Regions from separate parts of the Homo sapiens genome. Here region 1 is linked to region 2. A link is a loop called in an ENCODE intact Hi-C map of the cell type or tissue named here. Cell type or tissue: breast epithelium. All regions are shown on one strand. Each heading gives the region's core, and the rest is flanking DNA. Links, peaks and the distances in the headings are about the cores only.

Region 1 (16,754 bases), core at 5,093-13,092, 110 kb before region 2:
CTGATCAGAGTCTCTGGAAAGGAAACCCAGACTCTCCTCTAGCTAGGAGGATGTTGGGCAAAGTTCATTATCATTCATTGAAGTGACTTCCTTCCTTCCCCACTCCTGCTGAGGCACCTGCCCCCAGCACCACCTTCTCCAGATGCTGGCCAGGTGATAGCTTTTAGATGCTGCAGTCCTTCCTTGCATACTTGAATCTAAGTGTGGCCTTGTCCATCAGCATCAGGGCACCCCGGGGAATGACTAAGAGGATTCATGGATGACTTCAGAGCAGGCCACTTCCCGCTGTCCTTAGACACGCACTAGCCCCATTGACTGCAGTTTCACAGAGCAGGTTGGAGCCCAGAATGGGGACTCAGCCCATGTGGATCACACCACAGCTAGGGCAAGAACTAGAACTTGAACTCTGCTCCTCCAAAATGTGGGAAAGCAGAGAGGCGGATGGCCTGAAAATCACCCGCCGCATTGAACGGTATCTGTTTACAAAGACAGGAACTCAGAAATGCATCCATTGTGGCAAAACAAAGCCTCAGAAATATGAAAGCCAGTGCACTCTCAGAGAGGGCGAGCCACAGCGTGTTTTATATTTCAGCCCCGGGGATTGGTGCTGACCGGCCCCCTTTCCTCCAGGGCCCACAGCCCAGCCTGGGCTCAGTTCCCAGCATATCACAGTTTCACTGCACCTGTGCAGCATAGCTTTGTGGTGACTCACTCCTGCCTCCTCTGCAGGCCCGGCCGTGCTGGGGACCAGAACGTGTACACCCTTGGGCACAGCACTCTGGTACCCAGGGTACCCAGCATCCCTAACCAGGCATGACCTTGAAGCTCTTCATTTTGTCCTCATGCAAGTGGATGGAGCAGGGGATGCTAAGACCACAGGGTATTTGCCAGTGGGTCTCAGGAGGCTGGCTGGTCAGCAGGTCACTCAGTCTCCCATTCAAAATCTGCCAGGTGCCCAGGACCTGCCTGGCAAGGTACCCAAATCCTTGCAGCAGAATTAGTATGGGAGGTTGTCTGTGAGCCGGTCTGTTCTGTAGATGGGGGTGGGGAGGAGAGTAGTGTTCAGACAAGAGCAGGAGCTCCTCTGCCTTAGTCACACCCAGCTGTCCTTTGACAGCCTTTGACAGCTGGATGTGAAATTTCCTTAATTTTGAGATTGCACTGTCAAATTCTGCTGCCGTCTTTGCTGAGAAATTGCCACACATTACAGAAGTAGTAAAACTCCCTCTTCATTCCTGTCCCTTTGCTGAAGGGACAGTGGTGAACTGGTGGGTGGGGGACAGGGAGTTGGCCCTTTCTATCCGGGTTGCGAGGTAGAAGTATGTCATCATTCCATGCTTATATGTGCACAGGAAAGCGTACCCATGCATGCACAGACTATTGCTTTTTACATATATGATCATTTTGCAGCTGGGTGCAATGATTCATGCCTGTAATCCCAGCACTTTGGGAGGCTGAAGGGGGAGGATTGCTTGAGGCCAGAAGTTTGAGACCTGCCTGGGCAACATAGCGAGACTTCATCTCTACAAAGATTAAAAAAAATTAATAATTATTCTGCACATATTGTTGGAGACTTGGTTTTCTCAGGCCCTTCAGCTTTTCTGTTAACCCCTGTGGAGGGGCACACAGTTGAGATGCAACTTTGGGCGTTCAGCCATTTCTCTGCCAAGGACATCTATGACTGTTTTCCTTTTTTTAATCTTAAAAAAAATCCTGTTCTTTCTTCTTCTTATCTTGATCCATTTGCTGCATTTTTCTCTGAAAAGTCTATGTGTGTCTTAGAAACCTTAGCTCTTGTACTTGAACTGCTTATTTTGCTAGTACAATGAAAGTGACTCATCAGTGATATTTAAAGCCCCTCTAATGACCCCAACTACCCCTGTCCCTGGGAACACCTTGTCTTGGGATTTGCACGAGGATACCTCACCCTGAATACGCAAATAACCTTTAGAGATGGTTTCGATTAACTAAGCAAGTAAATGTTTGACGTGCACTAGGACTCTATTATCAAGATCTATATATTGTTTTTACCTAAATGTATGTGCAGAGAAAATTAAAATATCTATACTGAATATTTTCAGCACTTGTCTAATATACATTGTCTTGTTAAATCTTCACCATAATTTTATGAGGCTAATAGTATTATTATTTGTGCCTTATAACTGAGGACACAGTAGTGGGCTGAATGGTGGTCTCCAAAAAGATATGCCCACATCCTGATCCCTGGAACCTGTAAATGTTTACTTTATTTGGAAAAAGGGTCTTTGCCAATGTATTAGTCCATTCTCATACTACTATGAAGAAATACCTGAGACTGGGTAATTTATACAGGAAAGAGGTTTAATGGACTCAGTTCCGCATGGCTGGGGAGGACTTAGGGAACTTACAATCATGGCAGAAGGCAAAGGGGAAGCAGGCAACTTCTTCACATGGCAGCAGGAGAGAGAGCTGCAAGCAGAGGAAATGCCAGATGCGTATAAAACCATCAGATCTTCTGAGAACTCACTGTCATGAGAACAGCATGGGGAAACTGACCTCAGGATCCAGTTACTCCCACCTGGTCCCATGCTTGACATGTGGGGATTATAATTCAAGATGAGATTTGGTTAGGGACATGGAGCCAAACCATATCACCTGATATAAGTGAATCAAGTGTCTGGAGATGTGAAGATCATCCTGAGTTATCCAGGTGGGCCCTGACTTTGATGACATGTGTCCTTACAAGAGACACACGGGGGAGCTGGCATAGGGAGAGACCGTGGAGCGAAGACAGAGGCAGAGATTACAGGGATGCAGCCACAACCTCAGGAAGGCCACCAAAAGCCAGAAAAGTCAAGAAACGGATTTTCCCCTGAAGCCTGAGGGAGCATGACCCTGTAGACACCTTGATTTCTGGCTTGCAGCTTCCAGAGCTGTGAGAAAATAAATATCTGTTATTTTAAGCCACCATGTTTAATGTCATGGCCTCAGGAAACGAATTTACACACTGAGACTTAGAAGGTTGGAAACATCTGCAGGTTACGCAGCACCCCAGCACTATGTCCTGTGCCTCAGTGCCCAGGGGTGCTTAGGGATACAGAGGAAAACCATGCACTTCCAGCCCTGGGAAACCACCCGAGCTCCAGGCCTCCTGTGGGGACTGCAGAGGGGAGCTCTGCTGAGAAGCCCTTGAGCAGAGGCGGTTTGCTCCGGCATCAGCGCTGCAGTGGGTAGGATGCTGGCGTGAGTGTTCTAGATAGTTCTGCTGCTCTCAGCCCTGGCTCTGTGGTAGGTCCCACTCCACCTCCCCAGGCAGGAATGAGAGCAGGAAGTGTTCATTCCCACTCAGCACAGCCTGCTGCATCTTCCGGGGGCCTTGGCTTGAGAACACCAGATGGACTGGTCTAGGTGGCCAAAGAAGTGCCCACTGGACAGATGCAAAGGTTCCAGGAACCCATATCACGGCAGGGTTGGGAGGCGTGGGGAGAGGGTGGGGCTAGAACACCTTCAGAATTAGAAAGACCACCTCTTCTGCTTCCCAGGGAATCCTTTATCTTCTGGGTCTCAGCTTCATTTGCTGTGAAGGAGGTCAAAGAGGTGCCTGTTGCACAGGTGCAAAATATCCCAGGCACCCATGTCACTAGGGAGCAGGAGGCAGGGTGAGGCCAGAACAGCTTTGGAATAAGGAACAACTGGTTTGGAATTAGTAAGACCACCTCTTCTGCTTTGCAGGGAAACCAGTATCCTCTGGGTTTCAGCTTCCTTTGCTGTGAAATGGACTTCCTAAGGGGGCTAAAGCATGCTCTGAAATGGGAAGGATGCAGGTCCCAGGCAGACATGTCCCCTGTATCTGCATACTCCTTGCCCTGGGACAAGGATCACAGAAGGGCCCTGCAGAGCATGGGGCTCAGGAAGAGGCCCCTACTGCTCAGGCCTGAGCACTGCACTGAGTTCCAGGGTTCTATTTCTGGAAGGCTTCCAAGGCAGAGAGAAGTCTTCAAGAGCCACCCTAACTCCATTTCCTCCCAGCCCTCCAGAACCTTCTACTGTGTTTGGTGGCAAAGCAGGCTCTACCCTCAGCTTCCCAGTGGAAAGGTGGGTGGGGTGGGGCAGGGTGGTGTGCCTGCCCCTCCCTGTGGTCAGACACCAAACCTGACCACAGGTACATCTAGGTGGTGAGCACTCCAGCTGCTCTTCCCACGAGGAGATACTGCCCCAGCCTACTGCTAGCCTAGCCAGGGCAGCCATTCCTCAGATGACAGCAGCTACTGCCATTTACTGAGCACCTACTGTGTGTCAGGCTCAGTGCTAAGCAGTACCTCTACTTGATGAAAAATATGATTCTTGTCCCCACTTCACAGATGAGATGACAGCGCCAGCCGGCTTCTGCAAATGAACTGACACATGGGTGTCTTTTCTGGAGACCATGATTCAATAGCCTGTCTTCCCCCAAAACGGTTTTATTATAAAAAAAATACTTAGCGTATTCCACTTAGAATTGTAGATATTTCATATCTTTTGCTTATTACAATGCACTGTGCTAAGCATCCATTATTTAACTGTGCACTGGGTGTAATCATTCTTCAGGTACTGGTATGCCAGCAATAATTTACATCCCATGTAAGGAGTTGGGATGTATTCTCTACCTGTGTGGATAGAGCTGACAGCAGGACAGAATATAATTGTTCCAAAAAGCCACACTTGATAGTTAATGAATGAGCGGGTGAGGATTAGAGATGGGGAGATCCACCAGCGTTTGTGAGAGGTAAACCAACAATTAGAAGAAGAATATGTTCTGTTGGCTGTCAGGGAAAATTTTTGCAACGCAAAAGGGAAAAGATGATTTAGACTCAAGGGTAACAATGTCTGCTTGCAGGTATAGGGGTGAGGAAAGTCATGCTCATAGATGTGCTTAAAGATATATTTTTAAGAGGACTTAGAATTTCCTTCAGTGCTTTTAAGATGTCAGAAAGATTTGGCTGTGCCTGTCCATGTGTTCACTCGACAGGTGTGTCCCGGGCATGTGCTGTGTGCCTGGCGCGTGCAGCCTGGGAGCTCTTGCACCAGGAACAGCTCAGAGCAGCAGCTCATGTCCCTCTCTGAGTCCAGGAGAACCGAGGCTCCAGGGAGGATATATTTCTGTATCCCCAGGAAGCAAATGTGGATGATAATCAGAGTCATTGCTGCTAGTTATTGACCACGGAGTGTCTTCCAGGACGCTGCATGTTATCTGTTATCTCCATGATGACAGGAGGAACTGGACAGTGCTGTCTTTACATGTCACCTTGGAGGAAGCTGGGGTTGGGGAGATGAAGGACCTGCCAGAGGGAGGGGCGGAGGCCTGTCTGGCCCTATCTCTGGGGTCTCCCTCCATCCTGAACTGTGGATGCTCAAACCCAGAGCTGTGACAGCAGGTCTCAGCGGAGGCGTATTCGAGGTTTTGTCAAAACTGAACCTTTTCCTGCCCAAGGGGAAAGAGTTAAACTGCCTGAGGAATTCAATTTTACTTTGATTCTATGAATTCTATATTTTTTATATATTAAGCTTCCCTTTGGAGAGTGTGTGTGTGTGCGGGCGCGCATGTGTGTGTGTGTTTAAGTAGACAGCAGCCACTCTGCAGTCGGTGCCAAGGTCCCTGTTCAGTTGACCCGGGCAGACAGGGAACCTGCTGGCCTGCCCTCTAGTGCCAAGGACTGCAGCAGCCTGGGACCATCTTCATATCAGTCTTCCAAGTTTCCAAAGCTAGATCCAACTGCGCTGGAAAGGCACATGCGTTTCAAGCGTTGGGTGGGCTATCCTGCCCCTCTGAATAAGCGGACACCTAGCTTTTCCTACTTCCTCAGGCTGCAGGTGCAGCATTGACAGATCACTGGAGCCCTGGAACTTTATTCAATAAAAAGCTTCTGCAACCCAACGGGACACTGACTTGACCCCTAGGCAGAGGCTCCTCACCCACTCTGTGCTTACTCTTAGCGTCTCAGGTACTTGAGGCCCTCACCTCCCTGTGTATTTCAGTGATGGTCTTGGGGGTCGCAAGCGAGCAGGGAGGGACTAGCCACACTCTCATCTCTTGAGCAGGTTCTAGGGGCTTGGCTCAATGCTAGCTGCTCTCCACTCAAAACTACTCAAAACCTGCTCCATCACCCCAGCATCCTTTGATTTAGGATTAATAGTCCTGTTTTAGAAATGAAGGTTTTGAAAGGTCTTACTGTCCTCCTTTCTCTTGGCCGACATTTGAACCTGAATCCAGATATTTTTCTTTTTCTTTTTCTTTTTCCTTCTTCTTCTTTTTTTTTTTTTTTCAAACAGGGTCTGGCTGTCTCTCCAGGCTGGAGTGCAGTGGTGCGATCATGGCTACTGCAGCCTCGACCATTCAGGCTCAAGAGATCCTCCCTCCTCAGCCTCCCAAGTAGCTGGGACCACAGGCACAAGCCACTATGCCTTGCTAGTCTTTTAAACTTTTTTTTTTTTGGTAGAAATAAGGTCTTGCTGTGTTGCCTGGGCTGGTCTGGAACTCCTGGGCCCAAGTGCTGGGATGACAGGCAGGGACCACTGCTCCCGGCCTTGGACCCAGAGTTTTGAGTATTCTGTATACACAGCTTCTCCGCAGTATTGGCCAGGTTGTTGACTCTGACATCTTGGCTGGAGACCCTGGTTGCTTGCTGCAAGTTGTTTTGTCTACCCCTTTATTTTGCCTTTAAACTTGCCATTTCTTTTTAAGTTTGTAATTTCAGGCTTACAGAAAAGTTGCGAGAATTCTCATATTCTCTTCATCAGATTCCCTAATTGTTAGCATTTTACCAGCTTTTATTCTTTTCTCTCTTCCTCTCTCTTTTTATGTATCACACTGATATGACTTGGCTGTGTCCCCACCCAATCTCATATGAATTGTAGCTCCCATAATTCCCATGTGTTGCAGGCAGGACCCAGTGGGAGATAAGTGAATCGTGCAGGAGGTTTCCCCCATACTGTTCTCGTGGTAGTGAGTAAGTCTCACGAGATCTGATGGTTTTATAAGGGGTTTCTGCTTGCACTTGGCTCTCATTTTCTCTTACCTGCTGCCTTGTTAGACGTAGCTTTCACCTTCCACCATGATTGTGAGGCCTCCCCAGCCATGTGGAACTGTGAGTTCATTAAACAACTTTTCCTTTATAAATTACCCAATCTCAGATGTGTCTTTATCAGCAGCGTGAAAACAGACTAATACATACATACATACACACACACACACACACTGTAATTGTGTGTATACACGCACTTTAATTTTTCTGAACCATTGGAGAATTAACTGCAGACCTGATGCTCTTTCACCCATGAATACTTCAGCGTGCATTTCCCATAAACAAGATGTGCACTTCCATAAACACAGGAATTAGAAAATACACAAAAATCAGGAAGTTAATATTGATAGGATAACCCGTCATCTACAGATTTTGTTCTGATGGGGCTGATTATCCTAACACTCTCCTTAGTGGTGGAAGGAAATCACAGATCGTGAGTTGCCTTCGGTGCTCATCTCTCCTTGGCCTCCTTTTATGCCTTTATCTTCCTTTGTGTTCCATGACACTGACGTTTTTGAGGGCTGGAGTCTGGCTACTGTGTGGATCGTCCTCAATTTGGGTTTTTTAAATCCTGATATTTTATGAGGATTAGGTTTGCATTACTCATTTCTGGCAGAAATACCACCAAAATGGTGCCTTGGTCTCCTTGGTTCTTCCTGTCAGGGGGCACAAGATGTAGCTTTGTCCCATGATTAGAGTTGCTAATCTGGATGTCTTGGTGACAGTGGTGTTGCCAGCTTTCTCCATTCTTAGGAAAATGTCCTTTTCCTTTGAAATAAGTAAGCGTCTTATGGGAGATATTTCAAGACTATGTAAATATCCCCTGTTATTCCTCAAACATCCCTTCAGTAGTTTTAATATCCGTTGACGATTCTTGTTTGATTCAAGGATGATGATGATAGTTGCCAAGAGGAAATTTTTCTAATTATAGTATTCCTTCTACATTTACTAATTGTCTTTCTACTGCAAGGAAGAGCTTTTCCTTCTTTTTCATTTATTTATTTATATCCATGTAACTGGTGAATGCTTATTTCATTCAATAAATCATGATTTTCAATCATTATTTATTTTTGTGCTAAATTTGCCTCATATTTGGCCAGTGGGAGTCTCTGCAAATTGGCTTCTTTGTCCTTTTGATATGTCCCTGTTATTCTTTGAGCATTTCCTTACTTTTTGGGACCAGAAGTTTCAGGCTCATCTTGTGCTTTCTCGGTTGCAGGCCTGCAATGACCATTTTGTAAGTGGCCCTGTCTTCTCTTAGAGGAGAATGACATAGAAAGAAACGCCTCCATGCTAAGTATGCTCGTTGCTATTGGAGTTCCATTGCTTCCAGGTCCTCTGTGCGTATGCATATGAACAATTTCTTTATCTCTCTCCTTCTCTCCCCTGACCTCCCTCACTCTCTCTCCCTTCCTCCCTTCCTCTGTCCCTTTTTAAACCATGAGTTTTTACTTATAACTTCAATTTCAATCCAGCACCTTAGGGCTTATTCTGTCTCCTCCTCCCCTTTCCAATTTTATACTCCTTTCTCCAACAATGAGAAACCTGGCTTTGAATGACTATAGTATATTTATTTGTTTGTTCAGTTGTTGACTATTCATAATTATTTTATGTCAGCTATTTTAATTTTTACTGTCAAATTTATGTGAATTGCACAAGTAATACATGAACACATTCTTTTTAAAAATGATTTTAAATACAGGTAAGAAAGATTGTATCCTCCACATTCACCCATACCTTCAGGTCTAATCAATATGATCAATTTGGTATGAATCTTTCCAGACATTTTTCTGAGCCTTATACACCCACAGAAATTAGAATTGTAGTGTTTTGACTTATTTTTATATAAATGATTTGATAGTGTATATTCTGATTAGCAACATACTTTTTTAAATTTAAAAAAAACAAACTCTTGGAGACTTTTGATGTTGTGACATGTCGATTCACTTCATTGCAGCTTAACTCGAGATGCTGAACAATAAGAGAAGTCTCTGAGGTCTGAATACTATTTTAGCATGCCTCATCTATGGAATATCATGTAGTACTTAAAAGGAATGCCCAGCCATTTCATGCACATCAGCAAATACATCCCTAGAGTTGCTGCAGAGAAGTAGGATTGTTGGGACTTAGGACGTTTATATTTTCTAGTTAAATAAATATTACAAATGGATTCCAATGTGGCTGCACTGGGGGCCACACTACCTGCAATGAATGCTGAGTGTCTTCTTGGGCACCACAGGATGGGTTGTAACAGCCCCTACCACTCCGTCAGAGGCAGGGAATGCACTCTTGAGACTGCAACTATCTTGAAGCATCCAGCTTTGTATGGAGACCCCATGTAATCCTCTGCAAGGCTGGTGGCTGACCAGGGCTCTATCAGGTCTTACAGTACAGGAGCAATGATTTTCACATGTCCAGAGCTCCCATCTGATAGTGCAGTTGTCAGATGTAGCTTGTGTTTTAACTACACAGAAGCATTCTGTTACCAGGCAGAAGAACCTTCTGCGTGAGATTTTGTGTTGTTTTGTTTTGAATTTTGTCTATTTTAAAGATAGGCTGGAGGAGATAGGGGTGACCTGAAACCTTGTAAGCATCAATATTTCTTTTAAGAGCAGCTTCTTGTTTCCTAGTCAGATTCATATGAGCAATAGCCCCCCTATCTTTTTTGCCATTTTCCTTCCACATGAGTCCTGTGCACATTATCTTATTTTAGTTCCTTGCCTATCCAATGAGAAGGGTGAGACAAGTTTTTCCCATTTTTCAGCTTTCTCCTACTTAAGGTTGCACAGCAAATGTTGGGGCCTGGACTCAAATCCAGACCCCAGACTTTAACTCCAACATTTTTTCGTAAGTAAGATTTTTGTTTATTGTATACTGACTTGCAACAATTGAAAAATATAGAATATTATAATAAAGAAAAAAATAATAAATCACCAACAATCAACACTATCATCCAGAGATAATAACACTGTGAATATTTTCCTATATACTTTATACATACATAACAAATTACATAGAGTATTTATTTGACTGCTTTATATTGTAAGCATTTTCCAATGATATTAAATTTTCTTTATAAGATTTTAGGCAAGGAGCAGTGGCTCATGCCTATAATCCTAACACTTTGGGAGGCTGAGGTGGGCAGATGTCTTGAGCCCAAGAGTTCAAGACCAGCCTGGGCAAAATGGTGAAAACCTGTCTCTACAAAAATTTCAAAAATTAGCCAAGTGTGGTGGCATGTGCCTGTAGTCCCAGCTACTTGGGAGGCTGAAGTGGGAGCATCACTTGAACCCGGGATGTCGAGGCAGCAATGAGCTGAGATCATGCCTCTGCACTCCAGCCTGGGGGACAGAGCCAGGCCATATCTCAATTAAAAAAAAAGAAATGATTTTGAATGACCGTATACATATCCCATTATGTGGATAAATCACAATTTGGGCAATCTTCCATATTTGGATGTAGGCTAATTTTATACTGATATACTTTATAGTAGTCCGTTCCCTCACAGCTGTAAAGAAATACCTGAGAGTGGGCAATTTATGAGAATTTCTTATAAAATTTCTTATAAAAGTAGCTTCTTGTTTAATGACAGAGGTTTAATTGGTCACAGTTCCTCAGGCTGTACAGGAAGCATGGCTGAGTAGGCCTCAGGAAACTTTCAGTCATGGTGGAAGGCAAAGGGGAAGCCAGCATGTCTTACATGGCCAGAGCAGGAGGAAGAGAGAGAGTGGGGAGGTGCACACACTTTTAAACAACCGGATCTAATGAGCACTCACTCACTCACTATCAAGAGAGCAGCATGGGGAGGAAATCCGCCCCCAAGATCCAATCACCTCCCACCAGGCCCCACCTCCAACACTGGGCATTACAATTTGACATGAGATCTGGGTGCAGACACAGATGCAAATTATATCATACACTGTCATTGTTATATATAAAGTTTCAAATAACATCCCTGAATGCAAATATTTAACTATATCACTGATCATTTCCTTGGAACACAGACCTAAAAATGGAGAGAAATCCCAGGCCAAAAGTTATGCACATGTTTTAGGTTCTTAATACCTAAAGCTCAAGTCTACTTTAAAAAGGCCTTGCTGATAACCACCCTCAGGGTAGAGCAACCACAGTGCAAACCGCCCTCCTCCAAGTGTATTCCACATGAGAAATCATGATTTGATATTGTTACATCAAGTTTCCAAATGCAGATGAGGAAAACAGAGTCAGTGAGGTTAAATAAGCTTCCTAAGGTCACAGAGAGGGGACCCAGCTCCCATTCCCAGAGCTCGATGAACACCACTCCGCTGCTCCCCCATATCATCTGAACAACCCTGACCTTGGCAGGGGAGGCACGGAGCCCCCGAGGATGGTATCCTGTGTCGGTGGGACATGCATCTGCCCCCACCCCCTCTGCTTCTGCTATTTGAGAGGACTCATCCCATATGCAGGCGGCAGGGCGGTCACCACTATAATACCAGCCTGCCGGGCTCACCTCCCTCTGACACGGGAAAGTTCAGGGCATTATATGATATAGGATACCATGCATGGGTTGGTGTGATACAGTGGGACCCTGACTACACAGGGGTGAGTGGATGGATGATAGTTAGGAGTGACTATGGCAAAAATCCCACAGACTTGTTTTAAGTGAAGTCTGTAAGTGTGTAACAGTATAATTGTAGGTTGAGTTACCAACATGGATTAGAAATGACTAGGGACCAAGCATGGAATTGTGCCAAGGTCAGACTAAGGAATTTGGGGTTGTAGTTCTTCTAAGTGCAGTGGAGAAAAAAAATCCATCAATGACAGGTATGAAGTACTATACTTCTCTTAATCCATATAAACAGTCAGTAGTTATAGCTACAGATATATGTGCATCTTTCCTTTCATTGAAGGCTTCAGACAGGTTGGTTTAGGAGGGTGTGATGGTTAATTTTAGGCATCAACTTGACTGGATTAAAGGATATCTAGATAGCTGATAGAGCATTATTTCTGGGTGCATCTGTGAGTGTATTTCTGGAGGAGATTGGAGGGTGAATTGGTGGACTGAGATGGGAAGATCTACCCTCAATGTAAGCAGGCACCATCCAATCTGCTGGGGTCCCAAATAGAACAAAAAGGCAGAGGAAAGTTGAGTTTGTGCTTTCTCTCCCCTAGAACTAAGGCACCCATCTTCCGCTGACTTTGGACATCAGAGCTCCAGGTTCTCTCTCCTAGAACTGAGACACCCATCTGCTGCTGCCTGTGGACATCAGAACTCCAGGTTCTCTCTGTTAGAACTGAGACGCCCATCTTCTGATGCTTTTGGACATCAGAGTTCCAGATTATCTCTCCTAGACCTCAGACATACATCTGCTGCTGCCTTTGGACATCAGAACTCCAGGTTCTCTCTCGTAGAACTGAGACACCCATCTTCTGATGCCTTTGGACATCAGAACTCCAGATTCTGTTTTCTAGACCTGAGACACCCATCTGCTGCTGCCTTTGGACATCAGAACTCCAGGTTCTCTCACGTAGAACCGAGGCACCCATCTTCTGCTGCCTTTGGACATCAGAACTCCAGATTCTCAGGCCTTTGTACTCTAGGATGTGTAGCAGCAACCCCTGCCCCAGGTTTTCAGGCCTTTGGCCTCAGACTTCAAGCTACACCTCTGGCTTCTCTGGTTCTGAGGCTTTTGGACTTGGACTGAGCCATGCTGCAGGCATCCCTGGGTCTCCAGCTTGCATATGGCCTGTTGTAGGACTTCTCAGCCTCCATAATCATGTGAGCCAATTCCCTTAATAAATAGCCTCTCACTTATCTATCTATGCATCCTATTGGTTCTGTCCCTCTGAAGAACCCTGACTAATACTAAAGCTGTCTTCTGGAAGGGACAAATTTTAAGTGAAGATTCAAAGACCAGGGCTGCCATATGTGAGAGGAAAGTCACTGGCTAAGTAGAGAAGTATGCATTTCAAAAATATGCCTAAAAATCCACTGAGGAAATGAAATTACCCACTTAATTATCTATATAGTTTACATCCCTTGAATAATTGTCTACTAGGCATCAAGTGAAGATGGTATGACAGGGCAGATTGCCTGATCAGAGTGAGGTATGTGGGCCCAGTGAACCTCACAGGTTTACGGAATAGCTCAGTTGGTTCTCTTGTCATAAAGAACTATAAAACTAGACACAACGTATGACAACTGATTTGGGGCAATAACAATTAGATAACACAAAGCAGTGATTTCAGAGAGAAGGGAAGCTCATGTGAGGAGATTTCTGGTCATTCAGTCCCCTGCCGGGGTTGTAATAGTAGCACAATCACAGCAGAGCAAGCTGATATCTGGGCAGAGGATGGTGGGCATGCTGAGCTGAGGAGAATGAGGTCAGAGTTTGAGTCACTTCAAATGGCTGCAGTCTGCACAATGGCGCATCAGAGAAAGGGAGGTGTGTAGGTGGTTCCCTGCAAGTCCATGGCTGAGAACCAGACTGCACGTGCATGGAGATTACCTAGTGCTTACCAGAGTTAAGCTGTTGGGAGATTGAAAGTAGAGCAGAGAGACTAAAGCTTTGACAGTGACGGAGGACAGGCAGTGTGGTGGGGCTGGATGCTTGATTCTCAACCTTATTAGAGTGAAGAGATCTCTTGAGCATATGGTTAACATCTCAGCATCTTTCAAGACAACAGAAAATTGTGTCTAAGGTATAAGAACTATTCTTAATTTGTCCCAACAGAGTCCAAATTGAAGCCCCAACAAGAGTTTGCAGTTTGAGTCCTGTCAAATTAGAGGGGCTTGGGAAATACCTTGGACTTTCCATTTATTATTTAAAAAACATAAAACCAAGCCTACTAGACGATGTGCAAGCAACTGAACTGCCTAATAAACATGTGCACACATTCCTATGAAAAGATAACAGAATCCACATTCTCTACCACATATAATCTGTGGTGTGCAGTGTTCAATCAAATATCACTTAGGCATACAAAAATAAAAACATGAAAATGTGATTCAGGGATAAAGAAAATATAATCAAGAAACTAAATGTAAGATGACTCCTATGATGGAGCTAGCAAAGACTTTAAAACAAGTATAATATTTTCAAAGAATTAAAGAAAAATATGGTCCTAATGATTGAATAGAAAAAGAATCTGAGCAGAAAAATGTAAACTATACAAAAAATCAACCGAATGGAAATTCAGTAACAGAAAATTATAATAACTGAAACTTTAAAAAAATTACCAGATGAACCTAACAGAAGATTATAACTGGGCAGAGAAAGAAGGATCTTGTTTATAAATCAATAGCATTTTTCAATAACATATACGGAAAAAAAGAATTAAAAAAAATAAACAGAACCTTATGGACCTGTGTGAAAATATTTAATTGCTTAATAACAGTTTTCAAAGTGTGAGTGTCCCCAAGATTATTTCATAAAATCTGTACTACTAAAGCTATATTTATGATAACTAAGATATTATTTGCCTTTCTCACGTCCATCTTTTCATAGGTGTAAAGTGGAGTTTTCCATAGACTGCAAGATGAATGATATAACAACAGATTAAATGCGGAAACAAATATGAGACTGTAGCTGTCTTCTATTAAGCCATAAAAAGCACTCTGTGAAAGTGTCATTCTTCTCACGAAGAATTTTTGATTTTTTTCAATAAGTCTATCTTTTTTATTTTAATGTGTTATGGTATTTTTGTTTTTATGTGTGTCAAAATACATATTTTTAACAATTTGTCTGCTTTACTTTCTAATATAAATATTGATAGATATAACTACATAAACAAATGCTTTCGTGGTGCTTGAAAATTTTACATAATGTAAAGAAGTATTGGGACCAAAAAATATGAGAACTACTGCTTTTACATACCTGAAATTTGAGTCTCAGAAAACAATTGTAAGGAGCACACCAGCATTTAGAAAAACAATGACTAAAAACTTAACAAATTGAATGAAAAACAAGAAAAAAATTTTCAGATTAAAAACAAAACCAAAAATCTAAGTCAATTCCAAGCAAGATAAATGTAAAATAAATAATCAGAGTCAAATTGCAAAGAAAATACTGAAAGCGCCATACTGGAAACACGCATTACAGACATGAAACAAAAGGATAAAAATAACTTACTGTTGACTTTTCATATCAAACAATGAAGGCTATTAAAAGTCAATTTAATTACATTTTAAAAGTGCAAGTGTTTGGGAGGCCATGGTAGGAGAATCACTTGAACTCAGGAGTCCAAGACAAACCTAGACAACATAGTGAGATCCCATCTCCACAATTTGTTTTTTTTTAATTAGCTGGGCATGTTGTCACATGCCTGTAGTCTCCAGCTACTTGAGAGGTTGAGGCAGGACCACTTGAGCCCAGAATGTCGAGGCTGTAGTGAGCTATGATTGCACCACTGCACTTTAGTCTGACAGAACAGTACTCTGTCTCCAAAAAATAAGAATAAAAATAAAGTGTAAATGAAAAAAAAATCCTGTCAATTTAGATTTCTATATCCAGCAAAAATAGCTTCTGAAAGTGAGAATGAAATCAAGATAATTTCAGACAAAGAAAGTTAGGAAGTTTATTACTAGGATTCTTGCAAAAAAGAAATAGTGAATAGTATCATTCAGGCTGAAAGAAATAACAGCAAATGAAAATTTAGAATCTGTGTAAAAAATAAAGGGCATCAGAAATTGGAAATGAGTCTGTAAATATAAAAGCCTCCCTTTTATTCTCATAATTTATTTAAATTACTCATAATAAAACTAATTACTTATCACATAAATAATAACACTGTAGAGTGACCTTTAACATATATAGATAAGTAAAAAATAGGATAGCAATTGTAGGAAGGATATAAGGAGGTAAAAAAATCATATCCTGGGAAAAATATTTATTGTAAAACAGGAAGTATAAAGTATCAGAAGGGAAGTGTGAAATGTGAAGAGGTATAATATTGACTATAAATAGACTGATAATTTAAAAAACACATTTTAGTAGCCCTACATCAAGCACACAAAAATTAAGTACAAAAAAGAGAAGATGTATTAGATATCTAAAATATTTATCAAAGAATACAGGAAATAAGCAATAGAAATAATTTTATAAAACATGCTAGGGAAGTGGAAATCAAATTATAAGATGAACTTAAACCTCAACTCATCAAATAATAAAATGCAGATATACTAAGCATCCCAATGAAAATAGAGATTTTTGACTAGGAAAAAAAGTGAGATCCAACTCGATGCTATCTGTAGGAGACACATTTTAAAAATAAATAACAAGACATTGACTGTAAAAGATGGATAAAACATGCAATGCAAACAATAAGAGTAAGAAAGCTGGCGTGGCTATATGGGTATTAGAGAAGGTGGATTTCAAGACAAAGAGTAAGAGATAAATACGGGCATTAGACAATGATTAAAGGAACAATTCACTAGCAAGGTAGAACAATTTTAAATATGTATACCGTTTATCATAGGGCATCAAAATTCATAGCCGGGCACAATGGCTCACGCCTGTAATCCCAGCAATTTGGGAGGCCAAGGTAGGCAGATCACTCGAGGTCAGGAGTTCAAGACCAGCCTGGCCAACATGGTGAAACCCCATGTCTACTAAAAATGCAAAAATTAGCCAGGTGTAGTGGTGAGTGCCTGTAATCCCAGCTACTCAGGAGGCAGAGGCAAGAGAATCGCTTGAACCTGGGAGGTGGAGGTTGCAGTGAACCAAGATTGTG
Region 2 (16,754 bases), core at 3,727-11,726:
AGGCACAAATGATGCCATCTGTGCTCTTCAAAGCTTAAAGAGCCTTTGGAGTCCCCGTCCACCTCAGTCATCACAATGAGGAGACCTTCTTCAAGTCCTCAATACAAAATGCACCTAATTCAAGACTAATGTGTTCATAGTGATAAAATTTTTGCTGTTCACATATTTCCAAATTCCACATAAAAGCGAGGCTTTATTAATATTTTTATTTCAGTATTTTATATTTCCATAACTCAAGTTTTCATTAAGTGCTACCATGGTGTCGTTGTCATGACAGCTCCCTGTATTAGTCTTTTAGCTTCTGGAAGGCTGAAACTCTGCATAAGAGAACTAACTCAACACAGGGATGACAAAAATGAGTAACACGGTTGGAATCAGCTCATGACTTATGTACATTGTAATGTGGATTAGACATTAAAAATAGCAACGTGGCCTTGGGTTGCGCCTTCCAACCAGAAATATGACAACGCCTCCATCACTGCCTCTCTGCCTCAGTTTCTTTACTTTAAAATGAGGTCTGTAAGATGTCTTTTCATTCTAACATCTTGGAGTCTACGGGAAGGTTAGGAGCCCTGTTCCTGAGTTGGGGGCTGGGGAGAGCAGGGAGTATATGTCCTGGCTGAGGGCCGGATGTGCATGAATACCCAGGGCTCTGAAGGGAGGGGAATATGCCAGAAGGAGAGGTTGCTGGGCAGGACTAAAGCAGGATATTGGGTGATTGGTCTTAGACTTGTGAGGGAGGGAAGCAGATGAAAAATTGTCCGTGAAAGTGCAATTATGCAGAAAGGCAGAAAAAGGCCAGACAGAGTGGAAACCGTGTTGGAAGGGTAAGGGGTTTGATACTTTGAAACTTAACAAATGCATCCTGGGCCCCTTGGTGTCTATGTTTGGAGATGTTCCTGAACTCATAGTAAGGAGCATGCCCCCTGCCCCCATTGACTGGCTTCTGGAACATGTGGGGGTGTGTCTGTGGGAAGGTAGTAGGGCTGGCCAGGTCTCCTACAGCAGTCAGAGGGCCAGTTGTTAGCAGGGGACTTTCTGCAACAGCTCCTTATCCTGCGTGAGGAGCCAGTGCAGCAGGAGTTAGGACCACATGCTAACAGGCAAGGTGGTGGGAGAGTGGGAATAGCTCCGCCCTAGGGAAACAGAAATCCACAAGGGTCCTGAATCACTTCCCTTCAAGATGAATTCAGAAAGATCTGGTGACAGGCGAGACCCGACCAAGGTAAGTGTTTCTCAGAGATGTTCCTAAGTGTCTTCGATGAGGGAAGAGATGAACCAAAGGTTGCATTCCGTGGACCCCATTGAACAACCCAATCCATGTGGGCAGGGAGGGGCTTCCCTGTAATTAACAACCATTCCTTATCTATTAACCAATCCTGTTTGCTAACTGGATTGCTTGTGAAGGCCTCTTGTTTTAATTAGCATGTCTCAGATGAAGAGTAAACAAACGTTCTAACAAACTATTATGACATAAAGTTGATTTTTCAGTTACTCAACTGCTATGCCGTGGATATGGTGAATTTAGAATTAAATGCCTCTCTCAGAGGCTTTAATGATCTTAGTCAAGAATGTTTTGATTAAATTAAAGCTATTGAGAATGTGTTTTTTGAAAAGAGTGTGAACAAAACATCCAGGAGTGAGTCAGGTCCTGGGCCCTAGGCTCCTCAGTGTTCCAAGGCAGGTCTGGGAAGGGAGACAGTGGGACCCTCCATGTGGGGCAGAGGTGGGATGGCTTATGGCAAAGATGTTACACCTGCCGTTAATAATCTCTGAGTGGGGCCAGCACGGTGGCTCACGCCTGTAATCTTAGTGCTTTGGGAGTCTGAGGTGGGCAAATTACTTAAGTCCAGGAGTTTGATGCTACAGTGCCATGACTGTACCACTGCACTCTAGCCTGAGACAGAGTGAGACCCTGTTTGAAAAAAAAAAAAGAAAAAAGAAAAAAATCTCAGAGTGTTGAGGTCTCAGAAGTCTCTGTTAGGGTTCTCCAGAATCAGAGTGTCTAGAACGCTGGTGCCTTGATTGATCAAGGGGGTGCTCGCAGGGAGAATGTGAGGTTGTTCAGGAAGCAAAGGAGGGGTGGGAAAGAAGCCAGGCCAAGCTGTGGACCTAGCTGGAGTCTGGCCTCAGCTGATTCCACAGGGAGTTCTGGTACCTGAATGACACCACAGAGCCATCCTTCCTTAAGGCAAGTGGTCTGACCATTGCCACTCTCCACTAGTTAGTCATTGGATGGGGACCCCTCCTTAGGGAGGGCATATCATCCCAGCATTTGTAAGTAAGGAGGAGGGCAGTCCTCCAGAGGAGGGTGCAGGAGTGAGATTTTAGCAGCCTACCCTCATGGGTGCACACACTAGCTGGCAAGGGACTCTGGGTGGGGTCCCAGAGTCTCTACAGCGGTTGGCCACACCTGGAGACAAAGTCCTTTGGTGAACACCCTTTGCAGTTACACACAATTTTATCTTTCCCAAAGACCTGCTGTCATGGTCTTCTCCCAAAGGAACTGTCTACAGGTAGGACCCTGAGGTCCAGAGAGCTTAAGCAGTGTTCTGAGGCCACTGAACAGAGCAGAGCAAGGTGGGCCTTGTGCCAGTGGCTGTGTCTGTACCCATCGGGCCAGTCATGCTGCCTCCACAGAGCAGCCACTCAGCAGATGTGACTGGGCCCCGGGGTTGTTCAGGCTGGAGGACAAGCCTGCTCAAGTCAGGGGGAGTTTGGTGGCCTAAGGGAGTCCAGAACTGTGAGTTTATGGTCATCCTTCTGATGGTGGAAAAACCTGCAGGTTTGGAGCGTGAACAATTTGAACCATTTATCTCCCAAAGCTCTCTTTTTTGAAAAGAAAAAAAAAAGTTGAGTAAAGTGAGTTAAGTGTTATCCATCACAGCTTCTATACTGGTCAGGGCTCTTTGGAGAAACAGAAGGAATGGTATTCACAGATAGACAGACAGGTAAATAGAAATAAATAAAGATAGATAGATAATAGATAGATAGATAGGTAGATAGATAGATAGATAGATAGACAGACAGACAGACAGATAGATTAAGAGGGGATTTATTATGGGAATCAGCTCACATGATTCTGGAGGCCAAGAAGTCCCACCACCTGCTGTCTGCAAGCTGGAGGTCCCAGAAAGCCAGTGTAATTCAGTCCAAGTCCAAAGGCCTGAGAACCAGGAGAGCTGATACTGTAAGTCCTGAAACCAGAAGGCCTGAGAACCAGGAGCTCTGATGTGCAAGCATCAGGGGAAGCTAGTACATCAGATGTACAAAGCAGGAGAAGACGATGGACGTCCCAGCTGGAGAAGGGAGAGAATCCACCCGTCCTCCACCTTTTTGTTCTATTCTGACCCTCAATGGATTGGATGGTGACAGCTCACATTGGTCAATGCAAATCTACTTAACTTAGCCTATTGGTTCAAATGCCAGTCTCTTTAGAAACACCCTCACAGACACACCCAGAAGTAATATGTTATCAGCTATGTGGGCATCACTTAGCCCAATCAAGTTGATACACATCACTGTGTACCTTCTGTGCTGAAGTCCTGATAGGAACACACTCCACCTGACCTCAAAGCCTTCCTACAAGCTGCTCCCTCCTTCAGGAAAGGTCTTCACCCTTCTCTTTCTTTCTCACCTCCTCCCCTCTTCCCCAGCTTTTCACACAGTAAACACTTTTCAGTTCTATTCAAATATCGCCTGACTTTCCTTGGGCATCACCTGAGGTCTACGCAGCATCCACTGCTAAACGCTCACCTTGCTCCAGATCTTGTTTTCTTCCCAGCAGTTGGCATTCTTTACCAGGAAATTGATTTTTTTTCCCATAAGACTTTTTTTCTTTTTTAGAGTCAGGATCTTGCTCTGTTGCTCAGGCTTGAGTGTGGTGGTGCAATCCAAGCTCACTGCAGCCTTATCTCCTGAGCTCAAGCAATCATTCTGCCTCAGCCTCCTGAGTAGCTGTAACTACAGGCAGACCACCATGTCTGGCTTGGATTTTTTAAAAGTGCAAATTTATTAAGTTACAATTGGCTTACAATAACTATACATATTTAAGATATATGATTTGATAAGTTTTGACATATGCATCCGTGAAACCACCACAATCAATAAATAAACATATCGTTACCTCCAGAAGTTTCCTCATGCCCCTTCATAATCCCTCCCTCCCAGTCCTCCCCAATCCCTCATCCCCAGGCAACCAATGATCCTATCACTAGATTCGTGTGAATTTTCTAGAATTTTATATAAACAGAATATACAGTATGTCCTTCCTTTGGTATAGCTTCTTTCATTCAGCATAATTATTTTAAGAGTCATTCATGTTGTTGCATATTTCAATAGTTCATTCTTCTTTATTTCTGAGTAGCATTCCATTGTACAGATTTACTGTAATTTGTTTATTCATTCATCTGTTGGTGGACATTTGAATTGCTTCCAATATGGGGCTGTTATAGATGAAGCTGCCATGCACGTTCATGTATACATCTTTGCATGGACTTGTATTTCCTCTTGGCTGATAATGCCTACAGGTGGAACAGCTGGATCATATGGCAGAGGTATGCTTAATTTCTTAAGAAACTGCCAAGCTGTTTTGCCAAGTGGGTGAATATTTTACATTTCTGCCATGAGTGTATGAGAGTTCCGGTTTCTCCACAGCTTGGGTATGCTCAGTCTTTGTTTATTTTAGTCATTCTGATGGGTGTGAAGTAGTATCTCCTGGCTTTGCTGTGCATGTCTCTAATGACTAATGATGTTGAGCATCTTTTCATGTGCCTATTGGCCATCTATGTGTCCTCTCTAGTGAAATGTCTGTTCAAATATTTTGTCTATTTTTAATGGGTTGTTTGTTTTTTTATTGTAAAGTTTTGAAAATTGTTTATACATTTTGAATACAAGTCTTTTATCAGATACATGTCTTGCAGAAATTTTCTATTAACCTGTGGCTTGTCTTTTCATTCTCTTAACAGTGCATGTTTTGAAAAACAAAAATTTCTAAGAGCTCTAAGTCATCAGTTTGCTCTGTGGATTGTGCTTTGCTGTTGTATGAAAGACCTTTAGGCTTAATCTAAGGACAAAGTTTTTCTTCTATGTGTTTTGGAAATGTTATAGTTTTGCATTTTACATTAATTTGGCATCTGATATGAGGTATGGATTCAAATGTATTTTTTTGTATATGAATATACAATTGTATACAGTTGAATACAAATGAATTGTTCCAACTTAATTTGTTGAAAAAACTATTCTTCCTTCAGTGCATTGCTTTTGGTGCTTTGTAAAAGTTAGTTGTCTATATGTGCATAGCTTTATTTCTGAACTCTCTATTCTGTTCTGTTCATCTATTTGTTTACCTTTATGACAATATCATGTTGTTTGGATTACTGTAGCTTTATAATCATTATTAAAATCAGGTAAGATCCACTTTCCAGCTTTCATTTCTTTTTTGGAGTTGTTTTGGCTATTCCAGGTCTTTCGTATTTCTATAAGAATTTCAGAATCAGCTTTCAATTTCTACACATAGCATGCTAAGATTTTGATTGAGATAGGATTAAATCAACTTGGGAGAATTTACATCTTATTAACATTGAGTTTTTCAACCTGTGAACAAGGTCTGTATATTTCCATTTATTCAGGGCTCCTTTCACGTATCTCACAATATTTTGTTGTCCGTGTGCATGTCTTTCACATCTTTTGTCAGATTTACTCCTAAGTATTTTATGTTTTTGATGCTATTGTGGAAGATATGTTTAAAATAATGAGTTTTGATTGTTCATTGCTAATATATAGAAATGCAATTCTTTTTTTATGTCAGTCTTGTGTTCTGCATTCTTGCAAAATTTACCTATTAGTTCTATTAGCTTTTTGTTGATTTCATCAGATTTACTATATCAGTGATCTTATCATCTGTTGAATAAAGACAGTTCTACTTCTTTCTTTCCAACCTGGATGCCCACCTGATTTTAGACTCCATGAGTGCATCATACACAGCTCCCCATGCTGTCCTGGAACTTGGCAGGGACTTGTCACCTGGTGGGCTTATATTTGCTGATAGCAGAGACAAGAAGCACACTCTTTTCTCACTCCTCCCAGGCAAGTTTTGATAACTTAAATGTATCTACCTGACACCAAAACAAGCAGTTGTGAAGTGAAAATTTCAGAAAATAAGCATGATCATTTGGCATGATAAAAACAAACATCCATTTAGCTCTCTGTCATTGGAACCAATTTAATTATCTATCATCTATCCATCTAGCTCTCTGGTTCAGAATTCAGTAAAAACAGTACATGTGTGTAAATGCGTTGCCTCAGCCCAGAGATGTGTCTTAAAAATGCACTCTCGTCTTAAAAATGCACTCATGCTTGAGTTTCCAAGTTTCATTCCCGCTTCTCTTGTGGCCTATTCTCATTCTGTAGACCCAGGAAGCATTTTTGTTCTACAAGGTCAGGGAGTCATTCAAGGCATATTTGAGGAGCTCTTACTATGTGCCAGTCCATTTTGTTCACTGTGGTTTCTCAGGACCTGACATAAATGTCCTGCTCTCAGGGAGTTCACTTCCTTGTAGGGGAGATGGAGGGATAATAACAAATCTATATACAGTCTATGTTCCTCTGTGTATGCATATCCACATTTGCACCTTCATCTAATGGGGGGTAATGACAGGGCCTAGGAAAAGAGCATCACATGTGAACATTCTAGGTTGCTCAGGCTAAAAGCTTTGATCATCCTTGGTTCTTCTTTTTCCCCTAAGCCCACATCAAGGATCATTTGCTAAGATGGGGAAGACTGAGGAAAGATCAGGTTTGAGAAAAGAAAACAAGAGTTAGGTTTTATATATGGCAAGGCTCAGATGCCTAAGAGATGTCCAAAGAGGTAGTCGGTCATCAGGATCTGATATTTAGAAGAAAGCTTGAAGTTGGGCAGGAAATTTGCAAGTAGCCAGTACATGAACATTATGGAGTGATATGAGGTGACTTAGAATATGCATATAGAAGAAGAAAAGACAAGAGTGCCCTGTGGCCCTGTAGTATTAAGAGGTTGGGAAGAGGCTAGGTTCAGTTGTCCATACTATAATCCTAGGACTTTGGGAGGCTGAGGCAGGAGGATCACTTGAGGCCAGAAGCTTGAGACCAACATAGGCAACATAGCAAGACCCCATCTCCACTAAAATAAAAATTAAAAAAACAGTCAAACATGGTGGTATGTTGCTATAGTCCCAGCTACTCAGGAGGATGAGGCAATATGATTGCTTGAGCCCAGGAGTTCGAGGCTGCAGCGAGCCGTGATCACCCCACTGCACTTCAGCCTGGGTGACAGAGTGAGACCCTGCCTCTTAAAAAAAAAAAAGTAAATTAAATTAAAACAAAAATAAAAGGTTGGTAGGAGAAAAAGGAAGAAGCAGCAAAGGAAGTTCAGGATTGACCAGTGGTGTAGGAGGCTAGGTCTGTCCTCTAAGCCACATGAGAATGAGCTTTAAGGAGGGCATCATCAATTCTTTCAAATACTGTTGAGAGACGGAGTAAGATACAGGCAGAGAAGTGATCATTAGATTTGGCAATATGGCAGTCATTGGGAACCCTGATGAGAGTAGGTTGGGGGTGTAGGTGGGATGAAAGTTTGTCTGGAACCTAAGGACTGACTAAGTCTTGGAAAGTTTAAGAGCTGTGGATCACACAGTACAAATACTTCACAGTTCCAAACTGTAAAATGGGTGCTGTCGGCTTGGAACCTGATGGAATATAATCATCTATCTCATAGCGGTTAATGATCTACCCTACTTATGAATGGCTCTATTTCAATGAGGTTATTTCACCTTCCCACAGCTTTTACAAGAAAAACTAAGAGCAATAAAGGCTATTTACATTATTTTCTTACACAAGGAGGGAAGGATGAAAATAAAAGCTAACATTTCAGAGTACTTTTACTTAACTGTTAACTTATTTAATCCTCTTAACTCCCAGGAGGTAAACTCTTATCGCCCCATCTTGCAGGCTTGGAAGCTGAAGCTCAAAGACATTGTGTGACTTGCAGGCTAAGACTGGAATTCCAATATCTACCCATGGTGTCAGATCCTAAATCAAGTGGCGACTCTGCCAGGGAGGGAAAACATGAAGAGAAATGTCACTTGGCAGCACAACTCGCATTCCTGGATGCCTACATAATTCTGCTCCAAGAAGACCTGGATAGATCTTCTTTAAAAATCAGCTGGGCGAAGTGGCTCACACTTGTAATCCCAGCACTTTGGGAGGCTAAGGCAGGTGGATCACCTGAGGTCAAGAGTTTGAGACCAGCCTGGCCAACATGGGGAAACCCCCATCTCTACTAAATATATATATTTATATATATATAACATATATAAATTTATATTTAAATATATATTTGTTTATAATATATAATATATTATTAATATTATATATTATTATATATTATACTATATATATAATTATATATTCTATAGTATATATAATAATATATAATATTATGTATATATGGCCGGTGTGGTGGCATGTGCCTGTAGTCCCAGCTACTCAGGAGGCTGAGGCAAGAGAATCGCTTGAACCCAGGAGGTGGAGGTTGCGATGAACCAAAATTACGTCACTGCACTCCATCCTAGGCGACAGAGTGAGCCTTTGTCTCAAAAAAATAAAAATAATAATAATGGCAAATTCACATTTTCTGTATTTATTTATGCTTTGGGCTTAAAAGGGTCAGTGGCCTAATTTAACATTCGATTTTTGTTTTTACACAGCAAAGACTTATTGCAGGAATACTGTATGTTTGGCTCAAAGCTAGGTCCTGGAAACAATCTGAAAAAAATCCTCTACATCCTGAGATGTCTGCTGTCTAAATCTTGGGTAACTATGTAAATTATTTCAAGGGAAGTGCTTTTCATTGTTGGTGATACGGGGTCTCAAAGCTAGATACCAAACTGTGAAGGTCACATCTCCAGAGACTTTCAGCACTAGTCAGTAAACTTTTCCTGTAAAGAGCCAAATAGTAAATATTTTAGACTTTGTAGGCTGTACAGTCTCCATCACAACTGCTCAACTCTGCTGTTTGGAGCCATAAATACATAAACAAATGAGCATGGTCGTGTTCCAATAAAACTTTATGTATGGGCACTGACATGTGAATTTAATGTAATTTTTACATGCTATAAAATATTGAACTTCTTTTTTTTTTTTTCCTCTCAACCATCGTAAAATGTAAAAAAAAACATTCTTAGCTCATAGGCCATCTCAAAACACGTGGCAGATCTGATTTGGCCAGTGGGCTGTGTTTTCTGACCCTGTTTTCTAGGCTAACAATTATCAAGGGCTGGGCTTAGAAATGTAGACCAATGGTGGTAGAAACTGTGACCCAGTGAGTCAGGAAGGCCTAAGCAGTAATGAATGGACCTCCTTGTCCAGAAAGGATGGCTCTCAATTGTGACTTAGGGTTGTCAGCTTTGCTATAAGTTTCAGTGTGTACAGATGATCTCATTTCATATTTAATATTGGAGCAAATCCAAGTTCCTTTTAGCTTGTACATTCTCCAATTCCATAACCATTAGGACTCTTTCATATGCAAGTGACAAAAACTTAAGTCAATTGACTCAAGGGAAGAAAAGGAAATGTATCAGCTGACATAAGTGGAAAGTACAATGGCATGCATGGCTTCTGGTATGGCGCTGGAGGTTGATACTAAAGCAAAATTAACAGAGATCAGTCTCCCACTTTCTTCGTCTCTTGGTTCTGATCTCTGCTTTGGTTTCATGGCCAGCTCTGGCCTTACCCTGTTCTCACAGTTAGCACTCATACTGGACAGAGGGTGGCTATGGTTTGAATGTGTTCCCTCTAAAATTCTGATGTTTCCAATGTGATAGTGTTGAGAAGTGGGGTCTTCATGAGGTGATTAGGCCATGAGGGCTCCTCCCTCACAAATTGATTAGGGCCTTTATCCAAAGGGCTTGCAGAGTGGGTTCACTCTTCCGCTCTTCTGCCATGTGAGGATGCAGTAAGATGACCCTCAGCAGATGCTGGTGCCTTGATCTTGGACTTCCCAGTCTCCAGAACTGTGAGAAATAAATTTCTGTTCTTTATAAATTACCCAGTCCCTCATATACTGTTATAGCAGCACAAAACAGATGAAGGCATGGGTTTCTTATTTTCAACAGTGCCAACAAAATCCCTGGTTGCACTGTCGTTGACCTGTCCCAATGACATATGTATCTCTGAACCCGATCACTGTGCCTTAGGGGATGAAATGCTGTGATGGGTTGCACGCCCACATCACCACTCTGCTGTCGGGAGAAGAGGAAGGCACGTTCCTCCCAAACACAGGGACTGAAAGCAGGTAAGGAGTGGGGCCCCCCAAAAATTGCAGCATTCTCTCCAAAAGAAAGTAGAGTGAATACAGGAGAGGTGAAAAAGAAACAGCAGACACCCACTGGAAATGCCTTCTTGAGAGGGCATGTGATGCACTTGCCACTAGATTCTGAAATTGGATGTGACCCACAGTTTATCTGAGAAGGCAGCGGGGCATCACGTGTGTGGACTTCATCTGGTTGCTCTTGAGACAGAGAACCGACTGAGAAGCTGTGGTGGTCCTTGGATTTTTAAATCTGACATCCTGGCACACCATCAAAGGAAACCAGGGGACCACCCTCAGGTGGCCAGTGGCCCCTGGTGCTAAGTAAAATACAGGGAAAAATAACACAAACACGCATCTGATTGTGCCACCATTTCATAGCAGAAAGACCATTTTCACACCCTAAAGGTAGCTAGGATGTACTCTCAGAATAAAGGACTCCTGCACAAAGAAGGACAGTTGGCTACCGTCACATGGGTTGGGATCCCCATGAAGCAGGCTCTGAGATGGAGATTATTGTGCAGAATGTTTAGACGGGAATGTTCTTGTGATCAACACTGTAGGGAAAGGAAGGAGGCGGGCTGAGCTGAGGGAGGAGTTGGGCTGCAGTGTAGTCTCAAGAAGGTCTAAGCCAAAGCTGTAGGGAGCTCTAGAGATGGAGTGGCCTTCAGAGTTGTCCTGAGACAAGCCAGGGTGTGGGTTGTCTTAGTTCATTGGGGGTGCAATAACGCAGTACCATAAACTTATTTCTTACAGTTCTGAAGGCTGAAGTCCAAGACCAGGGTGGCAGCATGGTCAGGTCCTGGCGAGGGCCATTTTCCGGTTTGTATACTGTCCATTTCTCGTTACATCCTCATTTGGTGGGAAGACAGCAAAAAAGCTCTGAGGGTCTCTTCTAAGGACACTAATCCCATTAATGAGGGCTCCATGCTCATGACCTAATCATCTCCCAAAGGCCCCATTTTCTAATACCATCTGATATGGTTTTGCTGTGTCCCCACCCAAATCTCATCTTGAATTGTAGCTCCCATAATTCCCATGTGTTGTGGGAGGGGCCCAGTGGGAGATAATTGAATCATGGGGGTGGTTTCCCCCATACTGTTTTCATGGTAGTGAAGAAGTCCCAGGAGATCTGACGGTTTTATAAGGGGAAACCCCTTTCATTTGGCTCTCATTCTGTCTTGCCTGCCACCATGTGAGACATGCTTTTCCCCTTCCACCATGATTGTGAGGCCTCCCCAGCCACATGGAACTGTGAGTTCATTATATCTCGTTTTCTTTATAAATTACCCAGTCTCGGGTATGTCCTTATTAGTGGCATGAAAACAGACTAGTACACCACCACAGTGAGTTAGGGTTTCAGCATATGAATTTGGGGAGTACAGTAACATCGAGTCTACATAACAATGACTTTCTAGTGGGGTTGGAAAGAGCTACCCCATGGGTGGGACATGTCGGGGAGGTTATCTTACCTCTGAGAATCTGAGATTCAGGGTGTGTGACTGCTGTATGTATCTTATCTTGAACTGGATTGAAAGTATCAGAAAACTTGCACGGCCAAGTTGAAGATTCTCACCAAGACTCATGTGAGACTTCCCTCTGGATGACCAGAGAGCTGAAAGATGCAGGCTTGACCAGGTACAAGGCCCATGGGGAAGGAAGGGCAAAGCAGTTTCTGCTGTGAAAGAGTTCACCCATAAGCTCAGCTGGAGTCATGAGTCTTCTAAGGACGAAGGAAAGGGCCAGGCAAGGCTAATATGGTGGATCCGTCAACACAGAGCAATGTGCAGAGCCCGGCAGGATTTGTGCAGGTTGAGACAGATGGGAGGAGAAAAGGCAGTCTAGGAGACCAAAGGAGGCTTCTCCAGCTCCGGAGGCTCAGGCATGCCAGAAAGAGGCACTCTCTGGCTCCCCTTGGACGACCCACTGTGTACAAAGCACGCCGTCATTCGCCATTTTTCAGTATCCTTAGGGCAGCCCTGAGAGTCACATCAAGCGTGTGTTATGATTCCCATTTCATAGATGAGAAAACTGAAGCTCAGAGACAGAAAACGAGGTCTTCAGACTCCAGGTCCAGAGTGTCATCCCCCACCAGGTAGGACTGCTTTCTTTAGGGCCCTGGACTCAAAAGAGCATCTGCAGTCGGCCTTTTGGACCACACAGGACCAGAGAGCCTTGGTGAAGAGTAGGTGGTTAGGGCTGTCAGGAGCACTTTTTGGTGGGCCAGAAAAGCAGGGACAAGCACAGGTGGACCAAGGAGCTGCACTCCGAGGCCTTGGGCCAAACCTGAGGGTACTGAGAAAAAGAGAGGCCTTTGAGAAGACAGAGGTGCTCGAATTCCCCAGGTTTGCTCCTTAATGGAGCATGCGAGGGTCTTTCTCACAGCCAGACCCAACCTAGTACCGATGTGTGAAGACACCAAGTACAGAAAGCCCTTCAGTCACCAGAGATGGCCTGACTCCGAGCTGAGGGCCAGGCTGCCAGGAAAGCCATCTGCTCTCCCGGGAGTCCAGTGACTCAGAGATCCAGTCTGGAAGCCCTGCTGTGGGGGCACAAGAGACCATTCGCCCCAACATTCCCGGCCTCTCTACGGGGCTGGTGAGTGCAAGCAGGAGGGAGTGACAGTATTGGTGAGGAATGAAATTGCAGCGGCTGTGTGATGCTGTAAATATTTGGTTTGAAACAGCAGAGACATTCAAGATAAAAGTTAAATAGAAATAAAAGCAGTCAGATGTTTATTATATGTTGCCATAAAATTCAAGAGCAGCCTAAAAAGGCAGATCAGGATTTGTTTAACAAATAAGAGAGGAGAATGAAGGAGGTAGAGGTTTGACTGTGGAAGGGTGTATTTTGCTGGAATCTGGACAGTGATAGAAGCAAAGTGAGAATGACTCGGCCCTTAGACTGGGAGAATGAGTTGTCCTTAGGTGGCTGAGAACTGGGGGATTTCCCCAGGTCTCAAGGCCTTAAAGGGACCCACAAGTCCCCTGGCTGTCTGCATTTCCTGCCCGTTGCAGGGGGCAAGCCCCAAGGGGAGAACAGGGTGGAAGATCTGGGGGAGCTAAATTCTGGGAGCGCAGGCAATGCGGAAGCACGGTGCACACAAGGATGTCCGGGGAGGGGCAATGCTGGTACTGTGAGGCTGATGGAGCCTTTTTTTCAGTCCTGCTCCCTCTCCATAGCCAGCTCCTCAGGCCACCATCAGATTTTAGGCAGGGCTCAAATGAGGAACTGGTCCATAGTAACACAAAATAACCCAGCTAGAAGGGCCCTTTACAGAGCTCTGTACTTGTCTAGGGGGTGGCAAGCTTTTTCTGTAAAGGGCTAGCCAGCAAATATTCTCCATTTTCTGAGTCATTCTGTCTCTGTTGCAACCGCTTTGCTCTTGCAGCATGACAGCCCCCATACACGATCTGTAAATAAATGGACAAGGCTGGGTTCCAATAAAACTTTATTTAAAAAAGCAGGCTGGCCAGGCACAGTGGCTCACGCCTGTAATCCCAGCACTTTGGGAGGCCGAGGCAGGTGGATCACCTGAGGTCAGGAGTTCAAGACCAGCCTGGCCAACATGGTGAAAACCCATCTCTATTAAAAATACAAAAATTAGCCGGGTGTGGTGGCAGGCATCTGCAATCTCAGCTACTCAGGAGGCTGAGGCAGGAGAATCACTTGAACCCGGGAGGTGGAGGTTCTAGTGAGCCGAGATTGTGCTATTTGCACTCTAGCCTGGGTGACAGAGCGAGACTCCATCTCCAAAAAAAAAAAAAAGCTATAGCATATCAACCCCTGTTCTAATCTAGTCTTCATTTTATAGATAGGGAGACTGAAGTTCACAGAAGCAGAGAAAATTTTCCAAAGTCTCCCAGCCAATGAGTCATGGAGACGGGAGAAGGCCCAAGGATCCCACGGAGCTTGTTTAGTGTAGTTTCCACTGCATCAGGGTAGCACTGCGTGCAATGAGAGACTTTGGCCATTCTTAGATCTTAATGCCAAATTGTACCTGGCTTGCTACCACAGGCTAAAGATTAGAAGGGCTAGAATCAACAGTTAGGTGGTGATCAACTTGGTAGAAAGCGGGTTTGTCACCATGGGCCAGGGTCATGCTTTCACTTCTGGAATTTGGTTACTGCTGGCAACTTTTTGGGAAACAGTTTTGGGAAATTATGTAAAGAGAATTGTAGGGGGTTTAGTAGTGGCCTCCAAAAAGATATGAGCATGTTCCAGAACTTGCAAATGTAACTTCTTTGTTAAAGAGTCTTTGCAGGTGCTTTAAAGTTAAGGATCTCAAGATGAGACCATTCTGGAATATCCAGGTGGATCCTAAATCCAATGACAAGTGTCCCTGTAAGAGACTGAAGAGGAGAGGACACGCTTCTCTGCCTCCGTGGGAGAAGAGGAGAAGGCCCGGCAAAGACGGAGGCAGAGGTTGGAACTCTGCAGTCACAAGCCAGGGAACATGGAAGCCACCAGGAGCTGGAAGAGTCAAGGAAGTGTCCTCCCCTGAAGCCTCTAGAGGGAGCGAAGCCCTGTAGACATTGGCTCATTTTTGGTATTTTCTTTCTTTCTTTTTTTTTTTTTTTTTGGTAAAGATGGGGCTTCACCAGGCTGGTCTCGAACTCCTGATTTCTGACTTCCAGTTCCCAAACCTGTGGGAGAACACATTTATGTTGTCTCTAGCCACCAAGTGCATGGAATTTGTTATGACAGTTACAGGGAAGTAACACGGGAATTTTATTTTAAACCCTACATTTGGCAAAAAAAAAAAAAAAAAAAAATGGGCAAAAGACACAGACAAAAGTGGGCACAGCTTTGTGAGCAAATGGCCATGGCTTTTTGCAAATAAACTTTCTAGTAGGAGAACTTACTGATGCATGAGCCCAGGCAGTGGAAACTGAAGGAAGCAGTCTGGTTGGAGGAAGCAACGTCTCCATCCCAAAATCACCATGTCTCTGAATGAGAGTTCTTTCCACACCCACACATAAGGGGCAAGAACAGTGGAGGGGCCACAGCTGGGCTGCTTCCAGCATCTGCAGGCTTCCCAGGTCCAGGGAAGAGAAGCCAAGGCTGCATGCACTGGACCATGGCGGATCACGGATTGTTGGTTCCCACCGTAGAAAACTTCCAAAGCCTGCAGTAGCCACCTCTAATCGAGTGGTTCTCTCTTGGCACAGCAAAAATGTTCACCATTGAGTACTGGGCATTAGACTCTGGCCCTGGTGCCCTCTGGCAAGTGACACTAAAAATCTCTGAGAGATATAAGAATGAAAATCAGGAGCTTGGTGTGGTGGCTTATGCCTGTAATGCCAGCACTTTGAGAAGCCAAAATGGGAGGATTGCTTGAGGCCATGAGGTCCAGCCTGGGCAACACAGTGAGACCCCATATCTACTAAAAATACACAAATTAGCTGGGCATGGTTGTGCACCTGTAGTCCCAGCTACTCGGGAGGGTGAGGTGGGAGGATCACTTGAGCCCAAGAGGTTGAGCCTGCAGTAAGCAATGATGGTGCCACTGCACTCTAGCCTGGGTGACAGAGCAAGACCCTACTCTAAAAAAAAAAAAAAAAAAAAAAAAAAAAGAATGACATCAAGATATTGTGCATTCCATCACAGGTTGATGGAACTAACTCAGGGAAACAGCAGGAGAAACTAGAAAGTATATGCAAAGCATTTACTCAGCATCAATGGAACAGCTGCCTCCTCTATTCAAAGGCAATCTCTACGATGTCCTCTCTTTGGCCCCTGCCACCCCTACCCAGGCCTTTGCTGTGGTCGTTCTCCTGCTGGGAAGCCTAACCTGTTCCTCCCTTTGTCTCTCAGTGCCATCATTCTTTTTTTTTTTTGAGAAGTAGTCTGGCTCTATCACCCAGGCTGGAGTGCAGTGGTGAGATCTTGGCTCATTGCAACTTCCGAGCTCAAGCAATTCTCATGCTTCAGTCTCCTGAATAGCTGGGACTATAGGCATGTTTCACCATGCCTGGGTAATTTTATTTTTTATTATTTATTTATTTATTTATTTAGTAAAGACGGGGCTTCATCAAGCTGGTCTCGAACTCCTGATGTCAAGTATCTGCCTGCCTCAGACTCCCAAAGCGCTGGGATTACAGACATGAGCCACTGTGCCCAGCCCAGTCATTCTTTAAACCCATCTGCAGCCCACTCCCCAAGACATTCCCAGGAATTCCACTCCCCGCTCATTCTGCCCTCTAGGACTTCTTGACATACATGTTTGACTCCCTGTCCTGAAGTATTCACTCCCTGGTGAATATATCTGCTCAGAACCAGAAGCTCTCTGGGGGCAGGATTTGAGACACAATTGTATTTCTGTTCCCCATAAAACACAGTCAAGCACTGGGCACATAAAGCCTGGGTTGAAATTTCATTCATTCATCCACAAGTGTTTATGGAGCAC

The links. Peaks named below come from ENCODE experiments on the same cell type or tissue, not always from the same donor. Only the 100,000 strongest peaks of a DNase experiment are listed, where the experiment ranks them.
Region 1: a loop joins it to region 2, with 3 times the contacts of the local background. A loop is called at or near these places in 1 of 110 quality-filtered maps.

Annotation. Positions count from the first base shown.
Region 1 is chr19:31,238,316-31,255,069 of GRCh38, reverse strand. It overlaps a transcript of TSHZ3 not described here. Among named protein-coding and RNA genes, the nearest start is that of TSHZ3-AS1, 75 kb to the left of the region's middle. RefSeq lists enhancers at 1-165, 166-1,164. In breast epithelium, for the core only: no CTCF peak of the experiment used is centred there; no DNase peak of the experiment used is centred there.
Region 2 is chr19:31,123,924-31,140,677 of GRCh38, reverse strand. LOC105372356 (a long non-coding RNA gene) reads left to right here and starts at 549. Exons shown (of 6, transcript XR_935899.3): 1 at 549-827; 2 at 8,745-8,850; 3 at 9,942-10,051; 4 at 10,233-10,330; 5 at 11,102-11,167; 6 at 12,368-14,093. LOC105372358 (a long non-coding RNA gene) reads right to left here and starts at 12,441. Exons shown (of 4, transcript XR_935902.3): 1 at 11,818-12,441. LOC124900621 (a long non-coding RNA gene) reads right to left here. Exons shown (of 3, transcript XR_935901.2): 3 at 14,929-14,991. In breast epithelium, for the core only: no CTCF peak of the experiment used is centred there; a DNase peak (open chromatin) is centred at 8,117.